Regions from separate parts of the Mus musculus genome. Here region 2 is linked to region 1. A link is a contact called in ENCODE Hi-C or POLR2A ChIA-PET data. All regions are on one chromosome and are shown on one strand. Each heading gives the region's core, a stretch centred on a gene start or an enhancer-like site at or near the end of the contact. The rest is flanking DNA. Distances are from core to core; before and after follow the strand shown.

Region 1 (5,605 bases), core at 798-3,297:
AAGAAAAGAAAAGAAAAATAAGAAATTATACCAAAAGTAAGTGACACTATAAAAACACTAACAAACTATGAAAGCAACAATTTTTAGTTATTTTAATTCTTACAGTAAATTATTTTTTTTCTTAGTAATTTAACAACTACACTCAGCCAGATAAAGTTGCTCTTGCCTTTAATCTCAGCACGTGGGAGGCAGAGGCAGGTGGATCTTCTTGCCAGCCCGCTCTACAAGGTGAGTTCCAGAACAGCCAGGGCTATGCACACTACACAGAGAACGTTGTCTTGAAAAACAAAACAAAACAAAAACCCAACTATGTTGTGTACACCTCTAAGCTCAATTAAGGGTGAAAGTTACTCTACAGTGAAAAGTTGGCAAGTACCTAATAACTCAAAAAATTGTCCTATACGTTACTAGAAAACAGGACAGGATTGGTCCACAAGTAGAAACAGTCCTTCAACTTTGGTCAAAATGCAATTTCGCCAAGGATTATGATCAAACAGTAGACAACTTGCTAGAATCGCAATCTGTGTAAGACATCAACAGGAGAGAGTTCACCAACCTGGCATTTTCTTCTTCTGGCCTTTCAACTTCATTCTCATCTACCAAATAAAATAAAATAAAATAAAGTAAATAAAGAAACCAAGCTTAAGCAACAAGTAGTATAGAAATCTGAAGGGAAGATCACAAGCACTAACCTAGATCCTTTGCCAAGTCACTGTGCACATGCACGTCCCACGGGCCTACAAGCATAGCCAAAGTTAGATCACTTCATAAGCAAGACACATCTCTTATGGAAAGAAATACAAGGGGATTTACACATCATGCTAAGAGAAACCCCACACATTTCACATTTTAAGGGTAGTACCGATGCTGTCTTTCCACTAAAGAAATAATCAATTTTACAAGTTTATCGGAGTTTCATTACTAAAAGGCTGCTTAAGACGCTAACGTTCACTTTTATATAATCTATGAAATTTATGTCAAGAATGTATGCTCTAGGAAAGAACAAAATACTTTCAAATCTGGTATAACAGCCAAGGGGGATTACGACTTAAAGTTAAAACTCAGACATCAGACATGTCCCCTACAAAAACAAAGTACATGACGCATTAAATTTGGGGACACAAACACAAAACACCGAATACAAGCCTATGGGAAGAGTCACGAGATACAACTATGACGTGGACTATACAGGGCTCTTTAAAAAGCAAAAAACAAAAAATAAAAACAAAAACAAAACACTTCACCTTAATACAGGCCACAATTCAGGGTTTTCTTTATGGACCACAGTGTATTTCATCTGTTTCTTTTAATTAATACTTTTAAAGCACGACTTTCAGACAAGGAGGTACCCTTGCAGGTGCATCCCATACAAACTGACCATCAAGAAACAAGACGTTAGTTTCATTGCACTGACTTTATTTAGCTGCTATTACAGAATGACGGTTTCTGAAAGAAAGGGACGAGGAGGGGCACCCCATAGCCACTGAGCAAGAGAGACACCAAAGCGGCTCAGAATCGATAAAGAGCATGAATAGAGAGCGCAGAAGCGAGGAGGCCCGGGCGGTGCGGAGGAGGGCGACGCAGGGCTGCCCGGCCTCCTTGGCCCGCGTCCACCGCGCGGTGAGTGCCTGCGGGTCCGGGCGAAGGCCGGGAGCAGGCCGCACTCGGCCTAACCAAGGCCGGTTAGGGCCAATACGAGAGGCCTCGGACGCCTGGGCCTGAAACGCTGGGAGGAAGGCCAGAGAGAACCGGGGAGACAGACAGGAAGTTCCGTACCGCCATACAGCCACTCTTCCTCCTCATCCCCTCCGGTCCCGCCGCTCAGCTCCACCAGGCGCTCCACCTCGCCGGCCGACATGGCCGCCCCACGCACAAGTTAAAGGCGGCGGCCAACAGCTCTCTCAACCCCTTTTTCCAGCCTCGCCGTCCCAGGGCGCGAGAATGGGAGGGAAGCCGCCGGTAAGCGAACGAAGAGCGCGAGACTCAAATCTGGGGCCAACCTCGGTGGAGGCGGCGACCCTGAAGAGTCAGCGACCGATCCGTCTGCGCATGCGCCGCAGGCACCCAAGCGGCGCGGCGTCTCTAGGTGGTTACGCTTCCGCGGCGGCGGGCACCTGGGCCTCTCATTGCGCAAGCGCCGCGCGATTGGCTCCTCCCCCTCCCCGCCCCACCCCAAGGATTCTAGCTTAGCTTCTCAAGAGTGGCTTTCTCTGGGGCTTCTGGTCTTCTTTGAAGTTCCCTTCCCCCAACCTTCCTCCCACTCCCCAGTTCCCTTTGCTACACCATTGTTCTTTTCTGTCCCTGTTGCCTTTCTCCCTCCACTAGTCTATTTTAAAATCCTGAAGGCCAGCATCCCGCACGGGTTTGACTGAACCACAATTGTCAATTCGTCGAAATTTTAACAACCAACAAAAGAAAAATTTAATATATAAAGGATGCGTTCTCTTTGTTTAAAAAATTATTAGTATTGGGCATAGTGGCACTTGGTAGGCAGAGACAAGTCACCCTGGTCTACATAGTGAGTTCCAGGATAGCCTGGGCTATACAGGGAGACTCTGTGGCCGGAAAGTTTTATTTAAGTTACTTAAACTGGTCATCTGAGTGGAGGGAACCTTGGTTGTGAAAATACCTCCATAAGATCGGGCTGTAGACAAACCTGCAGGGCATTTTCTTAATTAGTGATTGATGAGGAGGGTCGAGCGTTAGACTTTATCTGTATCACTTGATTCCTCGTTACCTGAGTAGATCACGAGGGTTTTAATTCTTCTTAGTTTTGAACTCTTGTTTGCTATGCCCTGTTCCCCTGTAGGAAATTCTTAAATTGTTTCAACTTCTGTGTACAATTTCCTCGTAAAAATCTTCCCTGAATTCAACAAATATGTATGAAAGTCTACCCAAGTACTAGGAACTCTTCAAGACTATATAGATTGGCGGTTAAAAAAAAAATCCTTTCTTTCATGAAGCCTTTATTCTAATGGAAGATGATAGACACATCATGTTGATAAGGATTTAAAAATAATAGTAGCTGTAAAAAGACCCACGGCCAAGTGATTAAAAGGGAGGTATAATCTAATATCACGTGGTAATTAATTAATTAATTAAAATAAGTAGATCCCTTAATGGAGAAGGGCTGTAAGCTCTGTGGGTTTCTGCATGGGGGCTACTTGACAAGGAGATTAGGAACATGCAAAAGGCCCAGAGACAGAGAAGTTCCAGGCACCCAACTGCATTTGGAGTAGAGTGAAAGGCAAATGTAGATAAACTGAGTATGCAGATGGGGTGAGCAGGGTTGGGGTGAGGGGAGTAGAGCAGAGCTAAACTCTCTTTTAGACCACAAGTCTTATTGACTACATAGCCACTTTCCCCAGAATCTTCACTAGGCCAAATCTGCCTTCGTCTTGTTTAACTTTCACTTCCATCTGTTGTATGGTGCACCATATCCTTTTGGCCTTTGATACTATCTGCTTGAGAGTACCGTGGGCAGTTACCACCACCACACCGTGGTTAGCTCCATTCTCACTGTTAAGTGCATCTAAAGTAAAATTGGGTGGTTTCATGAGAGAGTTGATTGTCTTTTGCAGAGTGAATTGCTTTTCTTTCCAGTCTGGAAAAGAGTTTGTCTTTCAAATCATTGTCTAGACAAAGAGTTTAGACATCAACAACGAGTTGATTAATGAATGGTGGTGAATGCGGTAGGAGGCCTGCGTGGTGGAGGTAGCACTTGAGCTAAGCTTTGAAAATGATTTCTACAAAGCAGAGAAGCTCATAAAGCTCTAATGACCATCCTTCAAAGCCTCTTCCTTCCTTCTTTCCTCCTAAACTGAATCCTTGTATGGATATGCTTCCTTGGTTAGGATTAATCTCTCCATTTGCCATGGGAAACTTTGACATTAAATAATTTGACTATTTTATAGACTGTCTCTTGCTTCTTATATTATGAACTCATCTCACTACAATATCACATTTATCCTGAGTATACTTATTTGCCATCTCATTATTTATTGCTGTTCTAAGCAATGATGATGGTGATGTTGCTGCTAACCCAGGCCTGGCAGTGCATCCTGTCCTTCCAGGTCCTCTGGAGGCCAGGGCTAGAGCTTGACTCAGGCTAGCAGAGTAAGACTCCATCTCAGAACAATGTCAATAATAATGATATCATTTAATATGAAGTATACTTTTTTTTTTTGAAACAGGGTTTCTCTGTGTAGCCCTGGCTGTCCTGGAACTCACTGTGTAGACCAGGTTGGCCTCGAACTCAGAAATCTGCTGCCTCTGCCTCCCGAGTGCTGGGATTAAAGGAGTACGCCACCACCTACCACCACCCGGCTGTGAAGTATACTTTTGAGAAGTAATGAAAAGGAGTGCTTAGCTATAAGAATTAGACAATGAATAGATTACTGCTCAAATCATGCCAAGAGACCAGGTATGGTGGCATATGCTTTAGGGAGGTCAAAACCCAACTGTATACACACACACTCTCTCACACACAGAAACACACGAATAAAACTTTAAAATGAAAGCAATTGCCATGTGTCACAACTAGATGAATGATGTTAGGTGAAGTAAGTTAATCACAATAAAGCAGATAGTACAGGGACCCAATTATAAGACCCACAGTGCCAATGCAAAGAGAACAGGATTAAAGTAGAGGCTGACAAATGCTGGGGGGGGGGTGCAGGGAGCTGAGGTTGAGGGTGGCAATTGTTATTTAAAGGGTATATAGTTTTGAAACTATTTTGATTTTGCAAAATAAAAAGTTCCAAAGATTGGTTGTACAGCAGCATGAATGTTTTTTAATGTTTCCGAACTGTACATTTTAAAATGACTAATGGTGGACATGGTGGCACACACGTTTAATCCAAGCACTAGGAAGGCAGAGGCAAGCAGATCTCTGTGAGTTTGCAACGAACCTGATCCACATCATGTGTTCCAGGACAGCTAGGGCTGCACAATGAGATCCTGTCCACACATACTCACACACACACACACACACACACTCACTCACACACACACAATTAGAACAGTAAATTACTAAATTTTTTTATCTCATGCATGTTTCCACAATTAAATAATAATAATAATAATAATAATAAAACAGGTTCTAAACTGAGATGTGTAGATCAGTATATCTATTCCTCAACCCAATTCTCATCTTAGTAGCTGTGAAATGGACCCCAAAGCCTTTTGACTGTGTGGAGACAGGATCTCTCTGTCTCTCTCTGTGTGTCTGTCTCTGTCTCTCTCTGTGTATGTGGTGTGTGTGTGTGTTGGGGATGGGTGATTGTGCGTTTTCCACAATTGGCACATGGAGGACAATTTTTCCGGGTCCTGTTTTTCTACATTGAGTCCGAAGGATCAAACTCAGGTCATACGACTTGTGTTGCAAGCGCTTTTAGCCTTATGAGCCATCTTGCTGGTCCCAAAAGGTATTTCACGAGGCTGGAGTGCACCAACGCAGAAGATAACCTACACAAGACCAACTATTACGTTGCAGTAGTTGTTTGGCTTCTCCAAGTTCAGATGGGGGAAGTACTTTGCTTCAGACCAGGTTTTATTATTCCCGAGAATTCTTAACCTGGAGGAAAAGGTGATGAGAGCTGACAAG
Region 2 (5,605 bases), core at 789-3,288, 620 kb before region 1:
GCCACCCACGCCCCCTCCCCAGCTTGGGTTCCCCCATGCACACCCTCCGGGTCTTCTAGAGGTCTTAGCAGACCTGGGAGTTTCTAAGCGCGGGTTCTGCAAGGACTCCCCACAGCAGACAAACAGGCCAACACTTCCTTTCTCGCCAAGGCTGGTCGCCAAGTCACTGGCAACTCCTGCACACCTGGCTGCGAGGCTCTGGCTTGGTCCTGCTGCAGACCAGGGCCGAGTCATACTGCCTTACTCTGCAGACTGCCCCACACGCCTTCCAAACAGAAAGAATCGCCGACCTCAGAAGCTTCAAAGCCAAGAGATCGCTTCCTGCTTTCCCGGCCCTGCTCGAGGGAAGTTAATCTCACATGTATAAACTGATTTCCAAGGGAATAACGGTGAAGGAGGGAAGGCTGCGCGGAGACCGCCCCTGAGTTTTGCAGGATACTGAGCGTTGGGAGGAAAGTTGGGGGGGGGGGGCACTGGAAAGGTTGCGTTCAGGCGACCAGTGCCTCGCATCCATCATCCCAGGGCAGAGAAGCACCCAGAGTTCCGTAGGCAGGAGGCGAGGGTGGTTGGCCTCTTACATTTCTGCTTACCTGCACCCACGTCTGTCCTTTCAGAGATGTCCTGACTTCTTCACAAGAGGTCAGCTCCTAGCCAGGGATCTTGCCTCTTTGCTGCCTGCGGCCAGGACTAAGCAAGAGCCAGGCCCCCCCAACCCCCGGCCGTGCAGAAAAGACTCCACTGGAGACGCAAGTGAGCCGAGTGGGGGTGGGGACTACGGAGCACAATGAGGGCCCCTCGGAGTGCAGTTTGAAATTCCTCAAATCCCAGTTGCTGGAATGCGAGGCCAGGACGACTTCTTCACTCGAGGCCAAATGTGTTTGTCATTATTCCAGATCGCTCGTCCGCGCCGCCGCTGCCGCCGCTGCCTCCGTCGCTGGAGTGAGAGGCGCACGATCCCAGCGCACTGCGGATTCCGCCCGAGGCTTCTAGCACCCAAGTAATTCGCTCCAATCTCTCCGGAACCCTTGGAGCTGCGCCCCTCGCCCGCGCGCCCCTCTCACGGTGCTGCAGCCGCCACCGCCGCGCTCAAGTCTGGCCCCAGATGTTTCCAACAGCAGCGCCGTCCAGTAATTACGAGGGCTCGACTGGCGCCGAGTGTGCCCGGCCGGCATCCGAGGTCCGACCTCCTCCAGCCGAGCCCTTCACACCTCCCTTTTTTCTTAGCGCTTTCCCGCGCCCCACTCGGCGCCCCTTTCCCCTCCACACACACACTTCTCCTGGTGCGCCCCCTCCCCAAGCTTCGCGCCGCACCACCCGCTACAGCGTAGTCCCGCCAAACCGCGGGCGACGAATGAAAATACTCATTAAAAACCTGTCCTCTTCCGTGACCCACTGCCAAGAGGCCAAGCGCCGCGGCTTCCACCCCCCCAATGTTACTTGGTGTTCGTCCCAGTAAGCACGAACGCCACCCCCACCCTGGAGGAAAACCTCAAAAATGTAAGCCTAACAATTTCTTTGGAAGGCTATAGGATTGTGTAGGGAAAAAAAAAAAAACATTGCTTTTAAAAATAGGTCTGGATTTTTTTTCATTTTCTTTTTCTTTTTCTTTTTTTTTTTTTATCTTTGACTCTCTAATGGTTACCCCCCCACACCCCCCATTCCAGTGAAGTTTATTCAGAATAAGTTACTTTCTGGACACACCACTGAACTCAGCTGTTTTGTTTTTGTTTTCCTCGTTGCCCAAAATTTGAAGTTACTTAGCTTCTTGCAGCCCCAAGTTATGATCAGGGACCTTCTTGAGAAACAAAAGTCACTTTTTCCTCTCCCTTACCTTCTCCTTCTATGTCAATTTGCAAAGAAAATCCGATACCCGGAGTGAAAAGTAAGCCCCAAGCTTCCAGTCCTTCCCCGCAGCTCCTCCGTTTGTTTCTCTCCCTCAAGCTCCAACAGTAATGGGCTCAAAACCCGCATTTTGTAATTGATTCAATGTTATAGTCCGTCCTCCAAAAACTAATCATTTGCTTAAAGTAAATAGCTGTCAGGAAATGAAGTCCCCCCCCCCCTTGGTCTCTTCAAAATAAAAGTTTCCCTAGGACTCCTTGCTCTCTGACTCTCTCAGGCTCAAGACCTCTTCTTTGCTTTTTGCTCTTATGCAATCAGGGGGGCCAGTCCCAACCCCCAGACTTCAACAACAACGAGGAGGGGGGAGCAAACCAGATGGGGTGGGGTGGGGGGCCGAAGGGGGAGGTGTTGACGTTCTGCCGGGAAAGAGGTTTCAGGAAACTACAAACAGCCATCATTTCCAAAATGAGTTGACTTCCCAATTTGGGGGTGGGGGTGCTATTGTTTTGTATTCTCTTCGAAAAGAAAATACACGTAAAATTGCTGCTCATTTCTAAAACGAATATAAATCTAGAATTCAAATTATCCTTTCTATAGACAGTCTGGGCCTCGCTAGAAATATGGCCCTGGGGAGAAATTCTAACGCGGCTGCGTCGTTTTGAACTGGGGGTCTTAAGGGAAAGTGCCGTGTAGTTGCTAATCCTTTAATGGGATTAGGAAACTGTGGAGTCTAATAGGAAGATGATGGGTTTTTGAAAGGCTGGATTGTGAGGCGGTGTGCAAATAACGGTTGCTCGGCGTACCTTTGGGATGTTCTCCGGAAGAAGGAAAGAACGACCTTTATCCCTTCGGAGCCACTTATCTGGTCCTGCCTTTGTTTTCGGGGGTTATCTGGTCCTCGCTTCTTCTATCTTCATATGAAAACGCTCAGGCTAGGCGTGACTACCAAATGCCTGCCCTCTGCATCTTGATGGCAGAAGGATTTTTATCCTCCTAAATTCCACCCTTCCGAGTGGGTCGCACGCGACGTACCCTAGGAAAGCTTTCAGGACGTTTGAGCCACAAACCAGGGAACCCAAGACACCCAGCGAGAGACAGTTGGGACACGGCGATCCTGCTGGCGAGGGAAAGGGGGCGCTGACACTCCAGGAACCAAACCTGGGCGAAGCGGGACTTCCCGGAGCGGGTGGGGGAAGGGAGGGCCTTCGACTTGCGCTCTATTTTTGAATGCTTTTGGTGTGTGTGTGTGGGGGGGGGGGTGTGAGAAGTCCTCTATCTCCACCACCACCACCACCACCACCACCACCACCACCACCACCACCACCACCTCCATCTCACACATCAAAATTAAAATGGACAAGGTGACCAGGTTGATAACAAAACGTCGAATAACCATCGGTTATTTCACCACTATAGTGGACCTGAGGCTCTGGCGTAAATCACAGAGGTTTCCCCGAAATGCCGAGTGCTGTCCCTAAATGGGACAGGACCGACCGTGGGGATATCAGGCTCGGGAAGAGGATGCCTGGAGCTGGGCTGAGAGCCCCAATTCTCCTCCGCCCTTCTGCACGCCCGCCTCTGGTGTATCTTCAGCTCGGGTGACTGCCCTGCTCACTATTACTTCCACATGTTCCTTCAGGAAACCGTTGAAGGCGAAATGTATGAACAGCCCCTTGTTCGGAATGCTAGCAGGATACCGTAATGTTTGTAGATAATGAACAGGATGGTAAGGTCTGCGAACAGGCTTGCACACACACACACACACACACACACACACACACGGAGCGAGGGGTTGGGGGGGCTTTCATCTGTTGTTAAAAGCAAGTCAAGATTTAGGTTTTTGTAGCAGGTACCCAAGGAGGGGGTGAGTTTGGGGCTGAGCGTCTGCAGAGGAGAGCCTGCTTTGCAAGGAACACCCTACCAGCTCTAATCCCACTACCTGCCTCAAGCAGGGCCCCTGCGTTCTCCTCCCACAAATGGTAACTTCACAGTTCATTTCAGAGCCGTTTTAAAGGAGTCCGAAAAGCGGGCCGGCTCGGGTATCCTGAGACAGTAATTCCTCGGGAGTTTAAAGGGGAGAAAAGGATGAGTATCGAGCACCCAGTTGCTCTTCTGGTAGTAATTACCTGCCTAATTTAAATGATGCCTTTGTTATGATCATTAACAAACATTTGCTAAAGGTTTCCATGTGTGACATTCCCTAAGGTTTAAAGGCCTGGAGAGCTGACTCCCGGGATAGTGCCCCAGTAGGGGGTGGAGCAGGCAAGCAAATGGTTGGGCAAAGATCTCGCTGAGTCGGGACCCAGCAAAGCATCTGCCTTGCCTGCAAAAGCAAAATAAACGCAGTGGTCTGGAGCCACCTCAGGGCAGGAGGCTTGGGAGCTCAAGCGGTTGGTTTCTGAAACCAGGTCCTGCCCCCGCCCACTGCTCCCACTGCTCATAGGCGGGTTTGAATCGCATTTTCCGCCCTCCACTCTCTGGGGGCTGAAGGAAAGGTCCGGTCTGTGCCCGTCACTCAACCCAGGGTGTCAGGGGGAGGGGGCCAGCCCAGTTCTTGCCCTGTTCTAAAATCCTTCCAGATTGCCCCCTCAACACCCCGGGTCCTGGGTGGTCTCGGGGCCGAAGAAGGCAAGTGCCAGTGCCTAGCCAAGGTCTTTTCTCCCCTTCTGAACTTCTGTCCCTGATGTCGGGGGGGGGGGGGGGTGGAACAGGTCACTTGGTGAGCCTAACGGAATCGCTTTCTGCTTGGGTTAGTGTGTCAAGAACCCAGCCTGCATTCAGATTGTGGTTGTCAACCCTTTGGATCTTTTTCCCTGGAGTTAAGAACGAGGTTTTCCCAGCAGTTGAGACCGGAGGAGGCCCAACTCGCCCGAGGTTGGGAACTTTGGGGAATCATACCCTGGCCTTATGCCCCATGCCTTGGGGGCGACCAGGAATAGAGTACAGGAGAAGGAAGAGACGCTAACTGCTATAGATGATTTAACCTTCAAGAGAAGGTCCCCGTGAACTTTTGATAATCACATCAAAATGGTCACTGACAGAAAATAAATTCTGCCTTGCATCCCAGAATCAGAACGTCCGGCACCAACGCCTAGCCTTTCTCATTGCTCGCTGGCACTGCCCACTAGTTCTACTATCCTTGGAGAATTCAAGCCCTTCTGTTGAAGACCAGTTACAACCACCAAAGCCGTTACCTGTGAAAATTCACATTCAAACAAACTTGTTAATTTCTTTCAAATAAAGACGCCGCGGGCAAGTCGAGATGCAAGGGGCGGGTGTGTGTGTCTGGTTTCTTGTTTGAAAATAACGGGGCATTTGGTCTAGAGCAAAAGAAAAAGCCTTTGACTGCCCCTTTAACTCCTGATTGCGTCGGGAGGAGGTTCCTCCCAGGGCTGGGGGAGCCTGGAGCAGGCTGGAGATGCGGCAACCAGATGTTGGAGTCCCTGCGGAGAGATGGAGCAGGGCTCCACCCCAACTCTGAAGCAGCCAGAGCTGAGGGGTAGCCCACTCTCGCAAGAAGAGAAAAAGGCGCTCTGCAGAATCCAGAGGACTAGTATAACCAGTTACCCTCTCTCCACGACTTGTCGCCTACCTCCTCAGCGGGCGGTGGCTAGCTTACAGGGCCCCCCGGGATTTCCAGGGGGTAGTGGAAAGCAGTTGCCTGAGTCCACAGCCCCGGGCATTCTCTCTAGGGTTCCTAATACAACAGCCGGTGATGGCCCTAATTGAAGAGCTTGTCTCCGTGGTACGTCCTAGACGAGGA

The links. A loop is a pair of places that touch in the nucleus more often than their neighbours do. ChIA-PET counts read pairs that join two places held with the same protein, here RNA polymerase II (POLR2A).
Region 2: a loop to region 1 is called in a map of left cerebral cortex, with 3 times the contacts of the local background. The contact joins the promoter of Pdgfra here to the promoter of Fip1l1 in region 1. A Hi-C loop is called at or near these places in 8 of 37 maps with a recorded cell type or tissue (heart and left cerebral cortex). POLR2A ChIA-PET finds 5 or more read pairs at or near these places in 1 of 5 experiments (Patski).

What each region holds. Positions count from the first base shown.
Region 1 is chr5:74,531,933-74,537,537 of GRCm38, reverse strand. Fip1l1 (FIP1 like 1 (S. cerevisiae)) reads right to left here and starts at 2,047. Exons shown (of 18, transcript NM_001159573.2): 1 at 1,777-2,047; 2 at 693-737; 3 at 557-596. The coding sequence starts at 1,858.
Region 2 is chr5:75,148,684-75,154,288 of GRCm38, reverse strand. It overlaps Pdgfra (platelet derived growth factor receptor, alpha polypeptide), which reads right to left and starts at 2,038. Exons shown (of 23, transcript NM_011058.3): 1 at 1,832-2,038.